Linked DNA regions of Mus musculus: region 1 is linked to region 2. The links are chromatin loops, found by intact Hi-C in ENCODE. Cell type or tissue: gastrocnemius. All regions are shown on one strand.

Region 1 (8,000 bases), 240 kb after region 2:
GAAGATAATCATGGCAGCCTGTTCTGTTCCGGCACAAACAGAAACAAATACCTACCCCCCCCCCAAAGGACCAAACAGCAAATACAAAAATCAAAGTCATCCAATGAACCTGGGAATGATTTTGTATCATCTGCTGGATGGAAAGTTGTGTCACCATTAATAAGAATAGTTCTGAAATATGCCTAACTCCATGGGAAAGTGCTTGAACATTGAACATATGGGAAGAAAGTAATCTAAGAATCTACTCTATAATGTGTAAAATCACTTATAAACACAAAACTATCCTCAAAGAAGACAGAAACACAAAACACAGAAAAGCTATGATTTATAAGCAAATCTGAAGTGTTTGGAAAGGAAAGCAATAATGACTGTTGTCCAAGTGATGACCACTGGAGTGTGAGTTCCTGAGGGGTAGGTATCATGGTGGTCTACACTGGCTGATGTGCAGGAAGCCTTCTCTGAGTCATCTATACCAGCAGAGTCGTTACAGTGGCCATCAGCAGGGGTCACTTCTATTTCATGGACTGTGGAGCTGATGGAAAGAGTCTATTACTGTCTAAGGTTCCTTGCAGGGAATATCAATGGTGGCAGGCTCCAAACTCCCTTCACAGGTTAGTGTTATCTAGACCACACAGGGATGTCCAGCAGGCATTACAAATGGGGAGGGGACAACTTATCTCCATCACTTTGGTCTCCCTATCTCTGTCACCCAAAAGTTCTCTAGTCTCCAGACTTTATGGATATGCTGTTACATGACATGGTGAAGGAGAATTAAATTTATCTTTGGGGTTAGGTTTGTCAATCTATTGACATGAACTAGTTATTGTTCTGGATTATCCTCGTGGCCCTAAGATAATTTTTAAAATTCCTATGAGATTTGGAAGGCTGGAAAAAAGAATGAGAGAGGTCACCATGAGAAAGAAAGACTCCTCCTGCTGGCTGTGGGGGTGGGGTGGTGGTGGTGGTGGAAAAGGGAACCTAGGAATGTCAGGACTTCTGGAAGTGGAAGAGAAAAGAAAACAGGTCCCATTTTCTCCCCACCTCCCAGAGTATCCACAACAATTCAGGTCTGCCAGCATCTTAACTGAGGCTGCAGAGATTTAGTTTGGTCTCTGGTCTCATTGTTAGGAATATATATATATATATATATATATATATATATATATATATATATATGCATTAAATGACTCATTTGTGGCACTGCAGATGGCAGCATCAGGCTGGGTCACTCTGAAACTCAGACATCATGGTGGCCTCCTCAGGGAGGGGAGATATGTGAAGCACTTTAGCTTGAAATTTGTCATCCTGCTCAGTGTAGCTGCTTGCTAATCTAATGAGTAATGTATGCATCGTCTCTGACTAACACTCTTAAGTGAAGAGTTTCTTGCTCAAGCCACAGTGAAATCTAAATAAGGCCTTAAGGATTTATACCCATGGTGGACAGATGCCTGTGTGAATCCCCTGATGTGGGAGTCATCCTTATTTCATGGCTGAGGAAAATGAGGGATTGAAGACCAAGGCCCAGAGTGGACAGCAGATTGAAAATGGAATCCCCAGTGCCTGGCCCAGCTTTTCTCTATCCCGGGTACTCAGATCTGACTTGCTGCTTTCTTCTCGAAGGTGATGAAAGGATACCATCTTTTTTCTGTAGAGACTTGGACTCCATGACACATGCCTCCCAGTCAGTTCCCATATTAAAGACCACACACATAGGCGATGCTGGACACTATCTTTAATTCTCATTAAACCACACACAGAGGAAACGCACGCCTCTGCTAAGTTCTTCTAGCGGCAAGCCTGCTTTTGGGGCTAAGCAGACTTTCAAGGAGCCCTGCCTTTGTTTTGAATCCTTTGAGAAGTACCCCCTTTCTCAGAAACCCAAAACTCACTTTAAAATTGGTCAGTACTGGAATTTATTAAACTTCCAGTGTCCAAATGGTCTTTGATTTGAAGTTAAAAGACAGAAAAGCCAAAAACCCATAATTCTTCAACTACAAAGGTGAGAAACACATGGTTATTTTTGATGTATATGAGAGAAATCAGCTAGACTGTTGGTAAAGGGATCTCTCTCTCTCTCTCTCTCTCTCTCTCTCTCTCTCTCTCACACACACACACACACACACACACACACACGCAGAGCATACACAGAACACATGATCAAGTTCCCCTCGGCTTCCTCTCCCTTTCCGAAGGCAGGTTTCAATTCCTGGGAACATCTATATTGCTGCCCTATATGGGAAATATTATTACTTTTTGTATTTTGGTCAATAAAGTCCTCCAACTACCATTCACACCCCCCACCCAATTGCAAATAACATCACAAAAAAGTCTGCAATGTTGAAGCAGCCATGGAATGCAGAAGAAAAGACCGGGTCTCGAAGCCAGAAGACTAGAACTTCCCCAAGGTCACGCATTCAACGTCTTTCCTTGTTCTAGGAATCCACTTGCAATTGCAAATAACATCACAAAAAAGTCTGCAATGTTGAAGCAGCCATGGAATGCAGAAGAAAAGACCGGGTCTCGAAGCCAGAAGACTAGAACTTCCCCAAGGTCACGCATTCAACGTCTTTCCTTGTTCTAGGAATCCACCTACGCAGGTACTCAAAACCCACTTAATGGACAAATTGATGGGCATCCTGGGATTGTCTGTGCAACCAACTGCATGTGAATCTGAGAGCACTGGGGCGTCAGAAGGGCGAGTGTCTGGGATATTTTAATATTTAGTATTTCCAGACTCAGCAGGCAGTGGGCTAAATCTGTCCACTGATGGGCAGGCTTGAATTATGAAACCACTCACGTAGGTAGAGAGGATGCCCTGAGCTGGGGGAAATTGTTGCTATGGGTGTTTGCTCAAGGCGGCTGGGGGTGGGGCTGCTCAGCTGGGGGCTGGGCAGGTGACATAAAAACAGGTGAACGATAAGAGTGGGGATATGGACTGGGTCAATGGGGGTGTTGGTGGCAGCCTTCCAAATTCCGTAAGCTCCAAAAATGTGGGAGCGGAACCTCTAAAGGAAGGAGGCCACACAGTCAGTAAAGTCCAGCTTTCTGTAGGGTTAGGCAGCGAGGTTGCCCCCTTGTGGTTAAGGGGTTGAAGAGAGAGGAGTTTATGGGCCAATTTCCATCTGCCAGATGTTCTTGAAGCCTCCATCCACCACAGCTGTCCCAGGTGGTGATGCGCCCACGAGGCTGAAGGTTTGGAGCCAAGCGTGATCCTCAAGATAAGAAAACCCTGAAGGTTGGATGTAGGACTACTGCGGGTGGAGTGGATTTATACTTGGGCTGGCAAAGAGGAGGCAGCTAAATGTGTATATTAAGATTTGACCCAGCACGTAAATAATAAGTATTTGTCAATGTTCTGACTGTATCAGATGTAGTGCTAAGCACATCACACATAGTACTAGCTGCTCTTCCAAAGGGCCCAGGTAATTCCCAGCCCCACATGGCAGTTTATAACTGTCTATAACTCCAGTGCTAGGGGATACAGCACCCTCACACAGATACTCATGCAGGCAAAACATTAATGTACGTAAAAATAAGTAAATCTCTAAAGAAAAATAAACCCTGCTTCTTAATGAGTGTCAAGTGCCTGTCTGGCATTAAGCAGTGCACAGCTGTAAACTATCACAAACATTATAATACCAATATGTTACTTTAAAGTCTTTGCTTTGAATCTCATCTATAAATCTAGGAACAATGACATTGAACAAGCAGGGTTATTGTAAGGAATTGAGAAAATATGTGTGATGTGCTTAGCACTACATCTGAGACGAAAGGATGGACCATCTAGAGACTGCCATATCCAGGGATCCACCCCATAATCAGCTTCCAAACGCTGACACCATTGCATACACTAGCAAGATTTTATCGAAAGGACCCAGATGTAGCTATCTCTTGTGAGACTATGCCGGGGCCTAGCAAACACAGAAGTGGATGCTCACAGTCAGCTATTGGATGGATCACAGGGCCCTCAATGGAGGAGCTAGAGAAAGTACCCAAGAAGCTAAAGGGATCTGCAACCCTATAGGTGGAACAACATTATGAACTAACCAGTACCCCGGAGCTCTTGACTCTAGCTGCATATGTATCAAAAGATGGCCTAGTCGGCCATCACTGGAAAGAGAGGCCCATTGGACACGCAAACTGTATATGCCCCAGTACAGGGGAACACCAGGGCCAAAAAAATGGGAATGGGTGGGTAGGGAAGTGGGGGGGAGGGTATGGGGGACTTTTGGGATAGCATTGGAAATGTAATTGAGGAAAATATGTAATAAAAATATTAAAAAAAATAGTTTCCTTAGTCTTGCAAAGGAGAGTGAAAGTCCAGATAATTTGGCCATGCAAAAATTATAAGTGAAAGACAGTGCTATTTTGTCCTGACTTCCCAAATGCTCAAGCTATAAAATATTTAGTATTGGTTCCAATGCATCTTCTGTTGAATTGAAGATCTTGTTTAGGTTTGGCACCCGGGCAACAGCTGTACTTGTGATTCCACAGCATGATGTTTTCTGGATGCCACAGATGTGCTGTGTCCGTGGAGGGGTACAGATATAAGGCAACAACTCCTCCCTGGAGCCTCTCGTGGGGCTTATCCCTGCTCTGAAAGGGCTCCTTTAAAGGTAAAGTCAAGTCCATTATTTTCAAGTATAAACCTGGTTACTGAAATTTCTAGAAGGGAGCGAATTCATGCAATCTGTTAGGAGAGCATTCGGGTTAGAAATTTAAGACTCAATTATTCAGAAGGCTTAGGGATTTTGCCAATCATGATATGATCTTGGAGAAATGTCCTAGCAGTTCTAACATTTTATTTCAAATATATCAAATGGGCTTAGTAACTGCCAGGAGTGTGCTGAGCTGCAAATAGTGGGAAACCCAATAGAAACTGATTTCTGATGGGAGGTAGAAAATATAAGTTAGTGTCAGTGACTAGAGAATGGCGCTTGGGATCCAGAGCTGGCTTCTATTCCTGTGTGCTGGTCCTTACAGGGAGAAGATAGTGGCTATGCCTTCTATTCCTGTATGCTGGTCCTTACAGGGAGAAGATAGTGGCTATGCCTTCTATTCCTGTGTGCTGGTCCTTACAGGGAGAAGATAGTGGCTATGCCTTCTATTCCTGCGTGCTGGTCCTTACAGGGAGAAGATAGTGGCTATGCCTTCAGACAGAAAGAAGATGTAGGCAAAGGGCAGGATCAAAGGAAAATGCTGACTGAGATAATTCTCCATGATTTTAGGGAAGCAACACATTTCTTGTAGCCCCACCTCTACCCCCACAATCTTGTTCTTATATCTTATTTTCCAGAACTGAACTACGTCCACCAAGCTGCAAAGGATCCTGGGAAGGCGACCTTCTTTATCTGGGTGGTTTCATCTCTGAATGAAATGAAAGTCCTGTAGGTAAAGAAGAACAATAACTAGAAGAGGACCTAAGTCTCCTTTTGCATCCTGGACAAACTGGGCTATCATTTGTTGATCTAGTACTCGGCAATCAGTATAAGCTCATTTGGCTAGTCATTCACTTTAATTCCTGCACAAACACAAAGCAGGTGTGTGGATTCTTATTTGTAGAGAAACTGAGGCACAGAGAAAATCAGGCAGGTTCACATAGGCAAAGTGCGATAAATTATCCCTAGTACTTCTATCTGCTGGGTTCCAAAACTGTGAAGGAGGACTCAAGTCAGTCTATTTTTTGTTAATAGCCTCCAAGAAAGTAGTTGAAGGCATTCTCTACCCTCTCACTCTACAGACCTGAGAAAGGAAGTATGAACTCCCATGGAGATGTTTAGGGTCTCTAGAACTCTTGTTGAGATCTCTGTCCCCCAGCAAAGTTCTCAATGTTTCCTGATTTCTGAGAGCTGAGCTTTGAGGTCTGCCCTTCCTGGAAGGCTCCACGCATCCCTGCAATTAGACTCCTTCCTCACTATTAGCCTGTTGGTAACTTTGTGTGTGCCAGATACACCCATCTGAGGGAAATAGAGCTGGGCTCAACTGCCTCTTATTCTCAGGAGCAGAAATGATCCAATACTTGGCCTTTGAGCAAGGGGTGATGTCAACAGTCAAGAAACGCAGCATTGGGAGGCTGGTGGCTGTGCTGAATCCTACCTTGACACTTACTGGCTATGTGACTGGTTTGTTTCTTCATTAGCCCTTAGCTACTTAGGTGCAACAGGAAAGAAAACAATCAAATTCATGTCACTGAGTTGTGAGGAGTAAGATACAGGGGCACTTAGAAAAAGGAATGCCACATGGCTGACGTCACGGGGACCTTGGTCAGCGTGGTAGTTTGAATGAAAGTGGCCACCACAGACTCATAGGAAGTGGTACTATTAGGGTTTGTAACTTTGTTAAGTAGGTAGGGCTTCATTGGATGAAGTGTTGGTCACTTGGGGGCGGGCTTTGGGGTCTCTATGGTCAAGCCAGGCCTACTGGCTCAATTTTCTTCTTGCTGCCTGTGCATCAAGATGTGGAACTCGTAGCTACCTTGCCAGCACCATACCAGCTGCATGCTGCCATGCTTCCTGCTATGATGATAATGAATTAAACCTATAAACTATAAGCCAGCCCCACTTAAATGTTTTCCTTTATAATAGTTGCTGTGGTCATGGTGTCTTCTTATTGCAATAGAACACTAAGAGTGTTTGTGGAACATCTTTCAGACTCCTTTCTGATCAATGTGCTTCTTCAGGTTCAGGCTTTTGAATTCTGAAAGCTAGGTCTCTAGGATTGTTCTTTTTAGTGAAGACTACAGTTGCCAATGAATTCCTTGGGTTTTGCTGTTCAAGTGGAACCAGAAGATTTGTTAAGCTCTAACTTTCCTGCCTTTCTGAAGACAGTGTAAACTGAACCCATGCAGTTGTGTTGATGTGAAGACCCTCTATCAGTCAACTAAGGAAGACAGGCTGATAAACTCTAAGGAGCTTTCTCCTTCAGAGTCAAGGCTGAGCCTGCAGGTTTTACATCCACCATGTTCCTCAGAGCTGACTCTGTCCCAGGGATAAGAGGGCAACCTTCAGAAGCAGGCAAGCAAAGGGAACAGTGACATATTCCTGGGACTCCATCTGGTTTTGGATTATGCACACCTTCCTTCTCATTATGCTTATTCCCTGCATGTAGTGTGCATACATCCCTCTCCAAGCAATGCCTCTAACAACCCCTGACTTGCATCTGCACAGGGCTGCAGGTGTACTCTTCCAAACAAAAGGGTACATTTCTCCTCTCCTAACAACGATCAAACTGAGTTTCTGTTAAAATATTTTCTCAATGTATCCGGTTTTGAAGACTAGAAAGGCCAGTTTTGGCTGAATCGATTTTGGATTCATGTAGAGTAAGGCACAACTGGGACCTCAGTTGTGTACTCTTCGGGAGAAGCATCGTTTTACCATGGAACGCCTATGCACAAGTGTGTGGGCATATGATTAAAATCAGATGCGTTATGGGAAAGGACACAAAAACCCCTAGCCTTTCAATCAAAACAGAGGATCACCTTACTATCTATGCCTGTTAGTAAGCAAACCCCTCCTCCTGAGCTCCATAAAGGGAAGCTTCAAACAGTAGCCGGCTGCTAATTTCAACGGCGTATTCCTAATCTGTGTATCGCTTGCCTCTGGATAAAGTTTTCTTGCTACTTTTGCTAATCTGGTCTAGCTCTTACTTTCCTTTCTTTGGATAAGAGGCCAAGAACCTAGAAACACCCATCTTAGACCCTGGGTGCTGGCTACACTTTGTCAAATAAAGACCCGCTCCACCGGTCTTTCTTTGATGCCAGCTTTGTGACCTAAGTATGTGAGGTCAATGCCTCTGTGTCATGAGATCAGCTAAGCCCCTGCCCTGGTTTTGGCTTTGGTTTCTCTTTCCTCTCTAAGAAGTGTCTCTGGGGCCCCTTTCAACTCTACAGTTTTCTAACACTCAGGAGAAGATGTTTTTTGGGCTTGGGAAGCAGCGTGCCTTGGAGGTTTGGGTCTTGACTTATTCTGTTTGAAGACTGCTCTAATTTATTGGTCCTGGTA
Region 2 (8,000 bases):
GCGAGGCAGTTCAGAGCTTAGTCTCCTTCTCAGGGGCTGGAGAGGATGGTACAGTGAAGAAAATGCATTTGTGAGGACCGGTCCAGAACCCTTCAGCCACGCAGATAAGCTGGGTGTGGCACTTGTGCGCCTGCAGTCCAGTGCCTGGAGACCAAGACCCCTGAGGATCCTGGGGGGCTCTCTCTACCTAGAGGAGTCAGCTGTTGGGGTCCATTTTCAGTCAGAGGCCTTGCTCAAAAAATAAGGTGATGAACAATAGAGGAAGATTCTGATGGTGACCTCTGACCTTCACACATGCAGCATGGGCACCTGCACATGCACACATGCATATACTACACATGTAGTATACATATGCTACGTGTTTACATGTAGACAACAGCTTTAAGGCAGGATTTGTACTGCGGTAGTTTTTCCAAATATACCATCTTGTATGATATAATAGAGAAGCAATCCAGTGCTTTACAAGTGTCTTGTTGAATTAAGTATTTCCACAATACCTTATATGCTAGCTTGAGTTGCTTATACAAGGAAGCAGTAAATTGATACCCTAGTCAAAATACAGATCCACTTTTGTTAAATGTAAGTGATTTGCAAAGTTGGCTGACTTCAGAGATTTTTATACAACTGCTGGCTCTTGCTTAGGTCAGGTTTCTGAATCGTCCTTAAGAGTCTGCTCAAGTGTTTGAAAATTTGCCTCTGTCTCACAGCTGTTGCCACCAAGGCTGACAACCTGAATTCAATTTCCTGAAGCCCACATGGTGCAAGTGTAGACCTGACTCCCAGCAAGTTATCCTCTGACCTCTGTTTGTATGCACACTAATGTACATGCCCATACCATACACACACATACCGCCCCCCCCCAATAAATGTGCTAGGCCCCACCACCATACCAGAGCCCTCCTGAAGTGTACCAGGGCTCTCCTGCCTCCCAGAACCTTTGGGTTTCACTCTCCCTTGTTCAGTTCTTGGTGGTAGTGCTGAGTAGAGCAGTGAGGAGCAGTCGCTTAGCATTCTGCTCTTCCATTTCGTCTAAGTGATGATGAAGTTGTTGGAGTAGCTCTTACTTTAAACACCAGTGTAGTACATACTGGGTGAAGTGTGGCTGATCCGTGACAAGCTGTGAGCTTTTCCTATGGAAAATGTAAACATATACAGGGTCTTCTTAGAGAAAAAGACCAGTGAACCTTTTTCTTCTTACTGAGAAAAATTCATCTCACATCACATTTTAACCTTTTGTGAGCCTATGATTCAGTGTTTTTTTTTAACGCTTTTGTAACCATCACAGCAATTTAATTTCACAATGTTTTCATTAGCACCCCTGTAGTAGACCCAAAGTACCCCTCCCCCAGCTCCTGGCTATTACCAGTCTACTTCCTGTGTGGATTTGCCTGTGTGGGCCATGTTTAATGTAGTTTGTGACCAGCTTCTTTAACTCAGTGTTGGCTTTGTTAGTGCAGACTCCTGTTACAATTCACTCATATTGTGGTATATGTTGGTGTGAGTCTCCTTGACTGTCGTCCCCCCATCATATCTGGTTTTGTCTGTATCAGCGCTCTTGCCTTGGTTATTTGAAGCAGAATGTCACATATAATTCTCTTTCACTCATTGCTACCCAGCATAGCTCTGAAGTCAGGCCTTAAGGACTCTTTCTGATGTGGAGCTAGATCTGATATAATTGTGAGATTCTCTGGCCACCTTCTGCTCTTGTTTATCTGTGTTTTTGAGTCCATTTACCCACTTTATTAACTTGGTCAGATAACGTAAGCTGCTGTAATATTTTGTGTATGAAAAACAGGCAAGAGAACCTGCCGTGCTAGATGACTGGTTGGTTTTGTTTGCTTTTATCTTTAGAAGTTGCTTCCCTTTATTTCCAGTCAGAGCGCTCTGGAATGTTGAAACTGAGAGGCACTTTTGAAACAGTTTCTTTGAGATAAAAAGTTGCTCTCTTTATCTGTGGGTTCTGTGTCATGAGTCAGCTGCCTGAAACATTTGGAATAGCTGGAAAATAAGTCTACTGAACTTGTACAGTTTCCTCCTTGTCATTACTTATTAAACAACACATTGTAGCAACTGGTGGTACACAATTTACATTGTAAAAGGGACCATAGGGAATGTGATCTATCTTACAGTATAGGTCAGAATATCTAGGTTCTATGCAAATATTATACCATTTTATCTAAGGATTGTGGATATTTGTAGGTTTTAGTATACAGGGAAGCTCTCAGCTCCCATCTTCCATGGATTCCAGTGGAGGATGTTAATCTTACATCCCATCTAGCTTCCTCATTTGAGTTTAAATTCAGTTAATACGTTTGTAGAATTGTGCAGCCATTATCATAATCCATTTACAACATTTCTTTGCCTCTAAAGTCTATATCTGTTAGTATTGCCCATTTCCTTCAATCCATCTTCCATGCAAGCCATAGGAAACTTCTGTTCCCTTTCTGCTTTTTAGAGTCGCCTGTACTAGTAATTTCTTGTAATAATTGTGATAGGATCATACCATCTGTGATCTTTTGTGACTGTTTCTTTTACTTAGTGTCATTTTAAGGTTCTCCTACGTAGCATGTAGATGTAGTTCATCCCTCATTGTTGTCAGTTATATAGATAATGTTGATGGGCCCTTGGTTTAATCCATTTCGTGGCTGCCGTGACTAGTGCTGCTGTGAGCATTGCCGTAGAGAGGAGTCGTCCACGCTATCCTGCTTAGTCCTCTGTTTTGCAGATAGGTGCTCCTATGTCCCAAAGGTCACACTTTTTGTTTTAAAGAAGTGATGTTAAATGTCTTCAGTATTATTTTTAAAGTATTTTTCTCTGTAGAGGCTACTTTGTTCCCCAGTTCTAAAGCCTGATGTTTGCCTTGTGTTTGTTTCCAGGAGCTTTTGACGGGAGGCCAGCAGACTATTTATTCATGCTTCTCTTTAACTGGATCTGCATCGTTGTATCCTTCAGGGCTGCTCAGGCCATAATGAACTCCCTACTTCCCTTTTAAGGTTTTGGGAAATAGTATTCTAAAAACGATTTAAATCAGTTTTGATACCTTTTAAAAACTATAGTTAATAATGAGAATATCAGGTTCTGTCTTTGAAGCCAGGGTAAATCCCATGTTTTGGAGATGCCTTCTCTCACTGGAGTCTCTGGGATTTTTATCCATATTCAGTGGAATTTTATTGCTGTCTCCTTGAGCCCAGTTCTCTGTGTTCCCTGGGATGACAGTTTGTTGACTGAAGCACAGATATTCCATGCCAGCCACAAGACAGCTTTCTGGTTCTTTCCAGAAATTAATTTACAGCCAGCATCATTTCATGACTTCGTTGCTGTCCATCTTTTGGTCCTAAATAACAATCTAGTCCATAAAGCACCCCCCTCTGGGCATGGTCTATCTCTGTGTGAGGCACTATTGATAAGCAAACAGTTGGACCTGACGACTGTTTAAAGTTGATCAAGAGCCAGAAACATAAAGGCCTGGAATACTCCCTCTCCTTTAAGAGAATGGAGAAAAAAAAAAAAAAAAAAAAAAGCTGTCCCTGAGTGTAAGCATTTGTTTCAAATGCACAGATCTGTCTATCCTGTAGTTGAATGCTAAATAGTAAAATAGTAGTAGGGTGTAGAAGAAGATACCAGGTGAGCAGGTCATGGTGAGGCTGTTCATTTCCATGTCTCCTGCTCTACTGACTGTACTGGCGAGTGGATATTTCTGCAGTGATCAGAACTTTTGTGTGTTCCTATATCTTGAGTAATCTGATAGTTAGAAAGTGTTTTCCTTTGGAACAGTGTAGTGACGTTCACTGGAGAGAAATGAGCAGCTCAGCCTTGGTATCTATAGAATACTTTCTGCATATGATCCTTGACTTTACAAACCAAGATTACTGGCTTAGCAATGGATATGCAGGTAAGACTTTCAACTATTTGCCCTTCTGTATGTTTCAGAAGTTGGGATTACATTGAATGCATAGAATGAGAACTGATTATACTGTTAGCTAAGCCTTTGAGGCTCTTGTAGGCATATCTAACCATTGGCTTCCTTGTTCATTTCTGGCTTATGCTTGAATGCTCAGAGTAATGGTTATGCAGTATTTCCTGGGTGTGTGTGGGGTTATGTATTCATTGAAAATAGATTAGATAGTTAAGGAAAATATTTTTTTCCTTCAAATAACAGCTTGAACTGATGTTTCTGAGTTCATGTATTGATCATAGATTTTTATGGCATTCATTGTATGATAAATAATGCGGTTAGTTTGTGATTGTGACATTAGGGTTTCCTGTGCAGTTTGGGAGGTGGGCAGGATAGGCAGGCAGTCACATTAAGCCTTGTTTCGTGCCTGTGGCGCTGAGCTTCCTGTCCTGACTTCCTTTGCAGCTGCTGATGATCCCTCTGATCATGTCAGTGCTCTACGTCTGGGCCCAGCTGAACAGAGACCTGATCGTGTCGTTCTGGTTCGGAACGCGATTTAAGGTAGTTTACCTCTGAGGAATATATAGCTCAGTGGAACTTAGTCTGTGGTAATCTTGCCTGAGCTCAGATGTGTACCTTCTGACACTTCCAGAAGGGGTCGCTGCAGAGTAGTGTACCACAGGCAGGCGTCTGCCTCCCCCTCCTCAGTCCTGCTCCTAGCATCCCAGCATCCCTTGCTGTTGTTACTTCCAAACCCTCTAAGCCTCTTCAGGGATATGCCCCTCAGTGATCGTGTGTGTGTGTGTGTGTGTGTGTGTGTGTGTGTGTGTGTGTGTGTGTGTGTGTGTGTGTGTGTGTGGAGAGAGAGAGGGGTCGAGCACACAAGAGGGATTACAAGAGAGACAACATGCAGAAACCCGCGATTTCTAATCTTTTTGTCACTCCTGCACTTCCTATTAGGTGCCACATACTGTACCTAGAATAGCACCCCCTATGTTCCTGGAGTTTGCTGTTTTCTACCTGTAACGACGACCTGTAATTATAGAACTGAATGTTGCTTGAGCTCCTGGCTGGAGTTAGACTTGTCTAGTCTGCGGGCTACTACTTACCCCAGTTAGACTCATAACTATTTTTAAGCTCCCTTTTACTAGTTTCTGAAGTTCCATTGAAGTTCACTCAGCTTAAGTTTGGTCTAGGGTGTCAGATCTGGAACCCTAATATCTTGTTGGGAGACTGTTAGTTCAGGACATTCACACACAATGTTAGATAAAAATTCAAGTTAATTACTTATAACAATCGCTTTTGAAGTCTTCCAGTGGTTCTGTTTGGGGTGTTTTTACTGTCATCCATAAGATACTTGTTAGTTTCCTTGTGAATATTAACTTAGTAGGACAAATAAGTTTAGTTTTAGATAGGAAGATGTAAGTGCAGTAGGGCCGGCCTTAGATTTGAGAAATTTTGTAGTGACCTAGTGATTTCTGTAAAGCCCTGGTCACTACTTTCTCCCCATTTTCAGTTCCCCAGGTGCCATGTGTTTTCAGACTCGGCTGTTCACATCTGTGTCCTCTTTCCTAGGCCTGTTACTTACCTTGGGTTATCCTTGGATTCAACTATATCATTGGAGGCTCGTAAGTAATGTTAGATTTATTTATCTGGAGACTAATCCTTGGGAAACTTGATTCATTTTTATTTTCCTTTCTTAGGCTTTTAAAGACTTTAAAGACTGAGTGTTGATATGTTAGAACCTTAGAGAGAAAGGTGTTTGGATATAATTGGTTGCACTACAGGATGTAAGCACCTTTGACATTGGATGGCTATCATTTTGTTAGCTTGTCACTAGACACATTGTGTTTCTAGACCTATTTGTTTGAATAAATATATGCCTGTCTGGATTCAGTATCCATACTGGGCAAATACAGAACTTACTTGCCTTGGTTTGTCTTCGGATCTTATCTGGAAGATTACTGCTTGTTTTCAGACACTCCCAGAATGCCTTGGAAATGGCTACTGCCATAGAAATGGAGATTTCTAGATGAGAAGTACCTCTGTACATGGTTTGATGGTGTAGAACTTTGTTAGGCAGGGTCAAATTTCTCCTCCGTTGGTCTGGAGTTGGTACTGAGATGTAGGAAACCCTTTCATGTTTCCAGTCTTAAGTTTAGAGAGGGACCTTTTAGAAGGAGCTGTCTGGGGAGACCACACAGTGGTTAAGAGCAGAGATTGCTCTTGCAGAGGATCTAAGTTTGGTTCCCAGCACGCATGGTGGGCAGCGCACAACTGCCTGTAACCTTAGCTCCAGGGGTCTCTGATATCTCCAGCCCCTCTGTGCTTGTGCCCATGCTGTGTATACACATAGGCATGCACAACAGTTACAGATATGTATTTTAAATCTTTAAGAATGAGAAGAGCCTTCCTCTGCATGATAGGTGGCACACACCTTTAATTGCAGCACTTGGGAAGCAGAGGCAGGTGGGCCAGCCAGGGTTACATAGCTAAACCCTATCTCGAATAAACCAAACCCAAAACAAAACCCAAGGTAGAGATTTTAAGAGCTCTCATTTCTTTCTTACCAATTTTTCAAGAGTTAGTAGATTGCAAAAGTCCTAACCCTTCTTAGAGCCTGATGTATTGGAGCTAGATGGTCCTTACTACTCCTGTGTATTTCCAGAGAGAAGTGAGTGGCCTGAAGAGAAGGACATTGTAGAGCTTAGCACCTTTTGACATTGGTCAGCCTCTCTCGGCTCCCCTACTACTCGGGCAGAGTGTGGGAAGTTGCAGGTGTTCGTTTGCTCCGGCAAGAATCACGTGGGTAAAGATGGAAGAAGGATATGTAAATAGCAGCCGTGGCTGCTGCAGGTGCCTGTGTGAGCCTGGGAGACCTGAAGAGTCAGTACTGACTTTAGGATGCAGGGCAAGGCTCAGCAGTCCTAAGTGATCTCTGTGTGTCTCATCTCACTGACAGCGATGCAAGAGAGATGCAAACCACAGCTCCAGAAATGTGGGAGCAGTGGTTGCTGTCCATCTTCCTCCCTCCCATGCTCTTCTCTTGGTAGTCTGCGTATTTGTCTGTTTTACAAACATCGTGTGTGTAGGCAAGAGCTCAGAAACTCACTCGCGTTGCGCCTGCCCCACCTCCTGAGACATACTGGAATAAAACTAATGTTTTGAGGATGGACTGGGGTCTTGGAAGAGATGTATGTCAGAGGTGCTTTGGGCCTGGAAGCTGTGGGCCTCATTCGTTCTTCAGCCCTGATTTCCCTCTCCCTCAGAATACGTTTGTCCCTCACTATAAAAGGGCCCATTGTAGAGCTGTCGCCGACTCCCGGGGACGGTAATGGACGACAGTGAACACGACTCTTTCCCATGCTCTTGGCTCCAGCTTGCTGCAGCTCACTGTGTTGCCTGGGTGTCTTTGCACTGACTTGCCTCTCTTTGCAGGGTGATCAATGAGCTCATTGGAAACCTTGTCGGCCATCTTTATTTCTTCCTGATGTTCAGATACCCAATGGACTTGGGAGGAAGGAATTTTCTGTCCACACCTCAGTTTTTGTAAGTTTTCTCTTCTCTTGTTGAACATTGTGTTGTCCTGTGGTTTCAGGTATCCCAACAGGAGACATTTTCATGAGGAGACACTTCACTGCCCTCTCTAAGCGAGAAAGAAATTCGAGCCAATAAAGTTCTTACTGTGGTCACAGTCAGGAAACCAGGGATTCATGCCACAGCTTAGTCCCTTTCATAACATCTGGGTAAAGATCACTGACTGGGTTAAGCCGTTACAAAGATCACCTATGCTGAGCAGGTCGAGTTATTTGGTGCTACTTTAGAGTGCCAACAGTAGGCTGGGGGACAAGTGTCATAAAGGATAACACTGCTTTTTTTTTTTTTTTCTTGAAACATTGGTTTCACCCATGATGTTGACTGAGAAGTTAGCTCATTATTTGCTGTTTTTAAAATGTGTTTTTATTTGTTCTTGTTTTAGGGACAGGGTCCCTGCTATATAGCTCAGGCTTACCTTAAACCCTCTATCCTCCTGCCTCAGTCTTCCAAGTGCTAGAACCATCGGTGTGCCACCCCCTGCCTGGTTTAAACTTTCATATAGTAAATG

What was found. Peaks named below come from ENCODE experiments on the same cell type or tissue, not always from the same donor. Only the 100,000 strongest peaks of a DNase experiment are listed, where the experiment ranks them.
Region 1: it touches region 2 in a loop (2.8-fold over the local background); 9 of 42 quality-filtered maps call a loop at or near these places.

Annotation. Positions count from the first base shown.
Region 1 is chr15:57,639,569-57,647,568 of GRCm38, reverse strand. All of the region lies in intron 1 of Gm35682 (a long non-coding RNA gene), which reads left to right. Among named protein-coding and RNA genes, the nearest start is that of Gm35682, 17 kb to the left of the region's middle. In gastrocnemius, a CTCF peak has its summit at 3,070 (motif pointing left); DNase peaks (open chromatin) are centred at 2,998 and 3,023; H3K4me3 peaks cover 271 bases; H3K27ac peaks cover 666 bases.
Region 2 is chr15:57,874,941-57,882,940 of GRCm38, reverse strand. It overlaps Derl1 (Der1-like domain family, member 1), which reads left to right. Exons shown (of 8, transcript NM_024207.4): 3 at 2,877-2,941; 4 at 3,866-3,892; 5 at 4,361-4,456; 6 at 5,471-5,523; 7 at 7,334-7,444. Among named protein-coding and RNA genes, the nearest start is that of Derl1, 13 kb to the left of the region's middle. In gastrocnemius, a CTCF peak has its summit at 4,545 (motif pointing right); a DNase peak (open chromatin) is centred at 4,560; H3K27ac peaks cover 858 bases.